Linked DNA regions of Homo sapiens: regions 2 and 3 are each linked to region 1. Evidence: chromatin contacts called from ENCODE Hi-C or POLR2A ChIA-PET data. All regions are on one chromosome and are shown on one strand. Each heading gives the region's core, a stretch centred on a gene start or an enhancer-like site at or near the end of the contact. The rest is flanking DNA. Distances are from core to core; before and after follow the strand shown. Region 1 holds the start of RGS10 (regulator of G protein signaling 10). Region 2 has its middle 26 kb from the start of INPP5F. Region 3 overlaps GRK5 (G protein-coupled receptor kinase 5).

Region 1 (2,700 bases), core at 184-2,683:
ACATGCAACACAAAAAGGTTTACATGACCACTAACGCTAACGGAGCACTTAGTACTTGCCGGGCAACAATGTAAGATCATTACAACAACCCTATGAAATCCTACATATTAAATACAATAATTTGCAAAACCTGATGGATGGAAGACAGGTTCCAATTAAGTACTTTAAAAGGCGAGTAGCTACTGTTATTCCCACTGTGCAGAACCTCATTCTGCAGAAAGGTCCCACGGCTGGTGAATATGGCGAAGGTGAGATTCGGATCCAGCCAGTCTGGTCCCAGTCTCTAAACCACAATGTCCCTCATAAAATACCAGGAGCAGAAAGGAAATGCACCAACGCGTTGGGACTCTGAGCGCCAAGCAGAAGTGAATCTTGGCGTGGGAAGCCCGGCAAAGCCCCCGAACTTCAGAGTCAGGGGAACCTGGGTTTGAAAGCCTCCCCATCACCTGCGGAGTGTGACTGGGGCAAGTTACCTAACAGCGCCTGGCTTCCGCTCCCTCCTCACTCACCGGGTTGTCCTAGGGGTGAAGGGAGAGTTCACCCAACGCGGTGGACAAAGCCCTTGGCGCACCCAAAGGCCTGCACAGGTCGTAGCTATTGTGATGAGCAAAAGGGTGGAAGGACCGGAATCAAGGGCACGGCTCCACCTTCACCGTGGGGTCTTTGGCCTATCAAGTTGCCCGAGATCGTGGCTCAGGCTGGCCCAAAGTGACGGCCAAGGCGAATCCTTCGTAACGTCAGAACTTCGCTGGCTCGGACCGCAGAAGTGCCCTTCTCCATCCTGGGGTTCCGCCACCCTCGCGATCCCACCTTTTGGCTCCTCGCGGCAGAAGCGAAGGCCCCCGACGCCCCAGGCCCAGGGGCCCAGTCGGATGCCCGGGTCCAGCCGTGCTCCCCCGGGCGCTCGGCATCCTTCCACCCACGCCCGCAGCGGAGGCGGAGAGCGTCACGGAGGGAGAAGCCCGCGCGCCGTTCCGCTTTCGGAATCTGGAGCCCCATGTCACCTCCAAAGTTTGGAGATTTGGGGCGCTCCTTTTTCTCCCAGACCATCACTAAAAAGAAAACTGCGGCTGTTCCTCTTTCAGCCAAACTTCCTCCCCGGGGCTCCCGGAGGAGCTCTGCGCTCCCGTCGCGGCTGGGACCGCGAAGGTGCGGTACCCAGCGGGGAGAGGTGGTGCGGTCGGCCGGGGCTCCAGTCTGGGAGGTACCACCGAGCCGCGCCCGAGCACAAGAGGGAGGGCAGGAGGCCGGGCGGGCGAAACGGCGCCCCGACCCCGAGCCCGCGGGCCCCCGAAGCCGCTTACCTGACGGCGGCCGCTTCCTGCTCAGCCGGCTCACGGCGCGGTTGAACATCGCCGCGGGCGCCCGAGGAGGAAGAAGGAGCAGCCCGGCGGCGCGGCGGCTGAGCCGGAGGAAGGCGAGGAGGAGGAGGAGGGCGAGGAGGAGGAGGAGGAGGGCAAGGAGGAGGAGCGGGCTCAGCACCGCCCCGGAGCTCTAGGTCCCCGCCCGCCGCCCTCCTCCTAGCCAGGCGCCGCGTGGCGCGCTCAGTGCGCCCTGCCCGCCCCCGCTGGTGAGGACTCGCGGTTCCGCTCCGGGGTGCCCGGGCGGGGCAGGGCAGGGCAGCCCCGGGTGACCCCCGATCGCCCAGAGTGTGCCCCGCGCCTGGGATAAGGTGCACTGGCCCAGAGGGAGCCCGCGCCGCCGGGAACTTAGTAGCCCCGCGGAGGCGGTTAGCGCGTCCCGGGGTCCCTGGCCCTCGCCTGAGATGCCGCCCCGGCCCGCCCCGCCCAGCTTCAAGCTCCCGGGCCCATCGCGGTCTCCCGCCTTCTCCCTGTAGCCCCGGAGAAACTGGCACGGCGCCGCGGGCGCACCGCGCTTCGGGGCTCTCAGCGAGCCTTCGCAGGTGGCGGGCGGGGTCCCCTCCCGGGTCACAGGCTGGGAAGCCTAGGCCTCGCGGTTCTGCAGAGTCCGGGCGCGGCCCAGCCTGTGGCCTTTGCCTCCTCGTCACCAGGATCCCCGCCTGCTGGGGCCTGGCTGCTCCTCGACTTCGTGGGCGCTGCGCCTTCCCGCCCCGCGAATGCGGGTGGGGCGTCCCCAGGGCCCGTGCGCTGAGCTAGCCGAGCCGCCGCGGGTGGGCGCCCTCTCCCCGGCCGTGCCGCGCGGGCGCCAGGACTCGGGGAGATCTGAGAGGATTCTGCAGGAACCCCCCGGTTCCTGCGCCGGGCGGTGCTCTGTCCCGCACACCGCGCTCTCGGGACACTTCTCTAACTTTGGGGACACGTGGGCACTGCCTCTGGCAGGGCCTTCAGGCTCCACGACCGGGACCACTCAAGCCCCCACGGCGTCACCTGCTGGGCGCTGCGCGCTCTACGGTCTCCTATTATTTCATTTCTTCTATGGAGCAGCCCCAGAGGGGATGTCATTAGCCCCCATTTTCTTGAACATTTGGTTTGCAAGAAATTGTCTTTCTGGCGAGTTTTATTTTTCTCCTTGTGTATCTGGCTTTGTCTCTAAATTGGTCTTTATTTTTAGCTGTACTAATTGCTATTTTTCCAAACCGTTCCCCAGTCGCCCTCCCCCCATCCCCCCGTCCTTTTGCAGTTTTTTTCACTACTTGGCACTTTCTTTTGTATCTTCTATTCTGAGCTTCCAGTTCTGCTCACTTTCCCTCTCCCTCTACCCACCCCACAGCCCCAGTTG
Region 2 (2,700 bases), core at 192-2,691, 160 kb after region 1:
AATATACCCTAGACCAGTCGTGGTGGCTCCTGCCTGTAATCCTGGCCCTTTGGGAGGCCAAGGTGGGCAGATCGCTTGAGCTCAGGAGTTTGAGACCAGCCTGGGCAACATGGTGAAACCCCATCTCTACAAAAAATACAAAAATTAGCTGAGCATGATGGCGTGTGTCTTTAGTCCCAGTTACTCGGGAAGCTGAGATGGGAGGATTGCTTGAGCCGGGAGGCAGAGTTTGCAGTGAGCCACGATCGTGCCTCTGCACTCCAGCCTAGACGACAGAGTGAGACCCTGTCTCAAAACAAAACAACGAAAACAAAAACAAAAACAAAAACCAATCTATCCTAGCTTCTGCAATGTTTCAGTGGCTTAACTCAACACGAGTTTATTTATTGGCTCACATGAAGTCCATAGTGGTCAGGCAGCCCCCTCCTAGCTTGTACCACTATCATCTGGAATAGTGGTCTATAAGGTTGCCGGAGTAGAGGAAGAAAGAGATAGAGGAGGTATAGTTCCTCTTCTTCTCTTTTTGAGAGTGCCTATTTATTTTATTCTATAATTATATAAAATATCTACACAATTTCAAAATCTAATCTACAAAGCAAGGTATATTCAAATAAGTCTAGCTTATATCCCTGTGTTCTCCAACCTGTTCCCTCTTTTCCACTAAAGTTAGCAATTTAAAATTTATATTTATTTTTCCTTGTAATACATAAGTAATAATATACCTAGATTTATCTCCCTCCTTACTCAAAACTATACACATTTTCCCTACCTTGCTTTTTTTTATGGTAAAATATGCATAACATGATGTTTACTATGTTAACTTTTTTTTTTTTTTTTTGAGACAGTGTCTCTCTCTCTCTCTCTGTCACCCAGGCTGAAGTGCAGTGGCGTGATCATGGCTCACTGCAACCTTCACCTCCCTGGTTCAAGCAATTCTCCTGCCTCAGCTTCCCGAGTAGCTGGGACTACAGGCACGTGCCACAATGTCCAGCTAATTTTTGTATTTTTAGTACAGACAGGGTTTCACCATATTGGCCAGGCTGGTCTTGAACTCCTGACCTCAGGTGATCCACCCGCTTTGGCCTCCCAAAGTGCTGGGATAATAGGCATGAGCCACCGCGCCTGGCCGGATTCTTTCTTTCTAACTGGTAATATTCTTGTGCTGCTTTTCAAAATTAGAATTAGAATATTGGCATTAAAAGAACCCTGAATCCAGTGTTAAGTCGATCTTCTAATTTAACTTTCTCTAGACCACATATTTATTTCAGTCAACATTTATTAGACACAGTGCATTGAGCACTTAGGATGCATCAAGAACTGTGGGGACTGTGGGGACACAACATTGAATAAAATTTGCTTCTACTCTAATTAGTGAAAAACATCAGATTGTAATTACTTGTTTGACCTATGACCCAAATGTTTTATTATTAGATTGTGCTACTGACTGAAATCTATGAGTATACCGTGAGCATAGTTTTGAGTTGTAAAATTTCACTTCCTCTTTCTTTCTCCACACTTTTACTATTGGTAATACTGTATCAAAATTTCCCCTTTTCTTCTTTGTATTTCTCTTTTTCATAAAATTAAATAAGAATACCGCATTTCACAGATTTCATGAAATCATCTGCCATCTACTCAGAAAAATGACATCTCAAACCTTTTAAGCACCAGAATAACTAAATCCATACTTGCAGTGAGCCGAGATCACACCACTGCACTCCAGCCTGGGCAACAGAGACTGTGTCTCAAAAATAAAAATAAATAAATAAATCCATACTTGATGGCCCAGAGCCTAAGATTTGACATTAGTACGCAGCACAAGAGATCAGCAGGTATGGCAGGGATATGAAGATGTCTTATGTGAATGTGGCATTAGATCTAAAGAAGGAATTGGAGCTGTATTCAGGTAATCAGGACATTTGGGTTCCAGTGCCAGGTCCTCCCACAAATTAACTGGAATACTTTGGACAAATTCCCTAAACATTAGCTCTTCATCTGTAAAATGATGCTGCTAAACTAACTGAAAATCCCTTTTCATATTAAATTTCTACACTTTGATGATTCTAGAGAGAACCATAAGAAAGAGAGAGTGAAATAGCTGGGACAATTAGGAAACTGAAGAAGAGGGAAAAAATGGGGGCAAAGGACAATTCTAAGAACAAAGAAGGTGATAAAAATAATTCAGAACAGCAGAAAGTGAGATAGTAAAGTAAAATATGGTAAAAAGGAGAAAATAAAACATTAAATATTTTCTTGGAATTACAAAGATAAATCACATGAGATTTCATTTTTAAGCCCAAAGAGAAAGAAGAAATCTGGTTATTTGTATTTCTCTTGCATAAAGAGGCAATCTTCAGGAGTTATTTTGACGTGTCTCTCTATGGTTTCTCAATTCTAAAGAAAAAGAAAAGCCGGGCGCGATGGCTCACGCCTGTAATCCCAGCACTTTGGGAGGCTGAGGCGGGTGGATCACGAGGTCAGGAGTTTGAGACCAGCCTGGTCAACATGGTGAAACCCCGTCTCTACTAAAAATACAAAAAATTAGCCAGGTGTGGTGGCACATGCCTGTAATCCCAGCTACTCAGGAGGCTAAGGCAGAAGAATCACTTGAACCTGGGAGGTGGAGGTTGCAGTGAGCCAAGATCGAGCCACTGCACTCCAGCCTGGGCGACAGAGCTAGACTTCATCTCAAAAAAAAAA
Region 3 (2,784 bases), core at 106-2,605, 170 kb before region 1:
CACCTTAGGCACAGCCCTCATCATCTACTTGGTTCAGGGAGGCCTTCACTTCTGGCAGAGCATCAGGAGAACGTGGGCTGGAGATATATACTCCCCAGTTTGGAAGCGTGTGGCCTCCCTGTCACAGTGATCTGTTTGTTGGTTTGTTCAATCATTCATTCATTTTAGATAAACACCTGTGCTCCTGCCTGGGCCGGGCACTGATCCAGGTGGTGGGGATAAAATGGTGAACTGGACCTTACAGTTAATGCAGTGTTGGAATCACCTAGGGAGCTTTTTAAGAAAATACTGACGCCCTGGAGATTTGATGCAGTCGGTCTGGGTGTGGCCTAGGAGTTTCACTTTCTAAAACTGCATGTATCTGGATGAAATTTCTTTACAAGGAGAAAAAAGGTTGTAGAAAGAATGTCCTTCTAAGTGGATGGTGTCCCAGGTGCTTTTAGGCGGAGCACAGGTGAGGAAAGGCCCTGGGTGTTCAAGACACAAACAGTGGTCATCACTGACCAAGGCTGTCCCAGGTGCCCCGTCCCGGCTCACTGGAAGGTCCCGCCACAGGCCACGCAGGGTAAAACAAACCCGAAGTTCTTCTGAGCAGCTGCGCATTCCCCAGGCCCCGCACGGAAAGGAGAGCTGTCTGGCAGTCACAGTTCTTTGCTTTCCAGGCTCTTCCTGATCTCAGTGATTTTGCAGCTGTGCTTTTAGGAGAGCTGTTTTCCCCTCATTTGTAAAAACTCAAAAATATGGAAAAATAGAAACAACCACAGGTCACGCATGGGTGTGTTTCCTTTTTGCCCCGGCTCTTAAAGCACCAGCACTGCTGATGCGCCAGGTGCCTTTTCTGCGGACGCCTCTTTGGTGTCCCCAGGCTAGCACAAAAGTGGAGGTTGCAGTCAGCCTGCCGGGCTTCCGGGCAGAGGAGAGGGCTCAGAGCACAGTGCTTTGGACCTTCTTTCCGATATGCCAGGCCCCTTCCAGCGACTGCCTGTCCAGCATCAGGATCTACCTGCCAAGTGGTCCTGCCGTTCCCTCAGTCCACCCCCACCCCTGACCCTCCGTTTACCCAGCCAGTTCTTTGCCCATTCCCACTGCAAGGAGATATCTAAATTGTTTGCCTTTTTTGTCCTTGGTGATAGAGGTCACTGCCGGACTCTGGCAGCTCCATTACTGCTCATGGTGATGGTATAGTCCATGTCCTGTCCATCTCAGCCCCCAGCCCTTCCCCAGACTCCTGGATACCTCCCTGACTGCATCTGATGGGTTCAAGCCAGAGACCTGGACCCTCATCAGAGAGGCAGGGGCCCGCACAAGCACCCTTCCACCCACCCTTTTCTTCCTTCCACAGACCCACAGCCTAGAGCCTTCTTTCCTCCCCACTGTCCCCGCCACACTTCCCCTGCCTGGCAGCCCAGGCCCAGACACCCTGCGATTCAGTGGTTTCACATGTGGCTTCTCCAAGTGCCACCAAACTTTGTGAGACTTGGGCTTAATAATTTCGATCCCACAGAAACATGTGACAAGCACAAGACATTCCGTAAAACTAGAGCCCAGAACGAGAGGGACGAATGGCACAGGAAGATGGCAGGGCTTGGTTTGGGTGTGTTTGTGTGACACACCATATGTCATTTTTTATTCACACAAAAACATCTTTCTTGAAGTAATAGAAGGCCACTCAGCTGTTGCTAACCACATACCAAATGTTTCCTTTTTCCTCTCCTGCGCCTTCCAAGGGGCGGGCTGGGAAGCTCTGCTGTTATCCGTGATGCCATCTCGCCTTTCAAACGTCAGAGAGCTTTTTCCTCGGAGCAAACGCCCGATTGTTTTTTCCAGCTTTGGCAGGAATTTTTAAGAGAAAGCTGTTTTCGAATCACTTCTCTGTTTATTGTTTCAAACCTGAAATACGGCAGAGTAGAGGGCTGGCAGCCTCTGTCTGATCCTCTCTCCCCATGTCCATTTCCTAAATTGCATTAGGATCTATCAGGGACCCCCTTCTCTGCCACAGCCCCCCGTAACCTGGTATTTTGGGAAAATGAAGTTAAATAAAATAAAATAAACCTTCAGTTGGTGGAGAGATGGTTCCAGGCATCCCTTTGGACACCCCCCTCCTTCCACCCCCCCGCCCCACTCCAGCCTCACAACCTTTACAATCAACATGTGGTTTCATTTCCAAGAGCCCCAGTGTTAGCATTTCCATTTCCTCAGGAAGCCGCGTTCCGTCCTTGCTCTTACTTCTGAAATTGAACGTGTGTTTTCCTTGGCCCGAGCTCTAGGAGTGCCTGGGGCAACAATGCACACAGTCCCAAGCAGGTTTCAGTGGGGTGGACAGCCCTCCCCGCACCCGGGCTGCAGCTTCTCCCCGCTCCCCGTCCCCAGGGATGGCCGCCCACTCTCCCCTAGCCCGGTGGGAGGGCCTGGCTGTGCTCGGGCCCCGTGGCCATCCGAGGGAAGCTGGGCCGCCCTCACTGCCTGTGTCCTCGCCACCTCCTATTGGGAAACTCTGGTTGCCCTCCAAGAGTCCACATACTGCAGGCTCTTAATTAAGAAAGTATGTTCCCATTTCATGTCACTCGAAAAGAATGAAAACAGTGACAGCATTTATTTATCTTAACTATCAATATCATTCCTGTTTCTCAGTCCGCTGGGGGTATGAGTCTTGAAGGAATTGACTGGGTTATGAGATTTGAACCTCGGGCATGTGCTGGTGGGACACATGTGGCCTGCTTCCGAGAAGGAGCCTTGAAGGAAGAGCAAGCAGGCTGGCATGGCCCTGCCCTGCCCTGCCCTCCC

The links. A loop is a pair of places that touch in the nucleus more often than their neighbours do. ChIA-PET counts read pairs that join two places held with the same protein, here RNA polymerase II (POLR2A). Pooled maps may share reads with other maps.
Region 2: a loop to region 1 is called in a map with no recorded cell type, with 3 times the contacts of the local background. The contact joins the enhancer-like site here to the promoter of RGS10 in region 1. A Hi-C loop is called at or near these places in 3 of 37 single-sample maps with no recorded cell type and 6 of 50 pooled maps. POLR2A ChIA-PET finds 5 or more read pairs at or near these places in 5 of 52 experiments (GM12878, activated B cell, activated CD8-positive, alpha-beta T cell and 1 more).
Region 3: a loop to region 1 is called in a pooled map, with 5 times the contacts of the local background. The contact joins the enhancer-like site here to the promoter of RGS10 in region 1. A Hi-C loop is called at or near these places in 4 of 50 pooled maps. POLR2A ChIA-PET finds 5 or more read pairs at or near these places in 5 of 52 experiments (BJ, HEK293T, Panc1 and 2 more).

Annotation. Positions count from the first base shown.
Region 1 is chr10:119,541,286-119,543,985 of GRCh38, forward strand. RGS10 (regulator of G protein signaling 10) reads right to left here and starts at 1,434. Exons shown (of 5, transcript NM_001005339.2): 1 at 1,305-1,434. The coding sequence starts at 1,353. RefSeq lists silencers at 887-1,056, 1,107-1,846, 1,857-1,926, 1,977-2,136 and enhancers at 2,347-2,426, 2,689-2,700.
Region 2 is chr10:119,699,095-119,701,794 of GRCh38, forward strand. No RefSeq gene overlaps it. Among named protein-coding and RNA genes, the nearest start is that of INPP5F, 26 kb to the right of the region's middle. Within about 2 kb of position 1,442, at least 3 of the 41 ENCODE cell types and tissues checked have a DNase peak (open chromatin) inside an H3K27ac peak, as active enhancers do.
Region 3 is chr10:119,368,861-119,371,644 of GRCh38, forward strand. All of the region lies in intron 2 of GRK5 (G protein-coupled receptor kinase 5), which reads left to right. Among named protein-coding and RNA genes, the nearest start is that of MIR4681, 7.7 kb to the right of the region's middle. RefSeq lists an enhancer at 267-586. Within about 2 kb of position 1,356, at least 21 of the 41 ENCODE cell types and tissues checked have a DNase peak (open chromatin) inside an H3K27ac peak, as active enhancers do.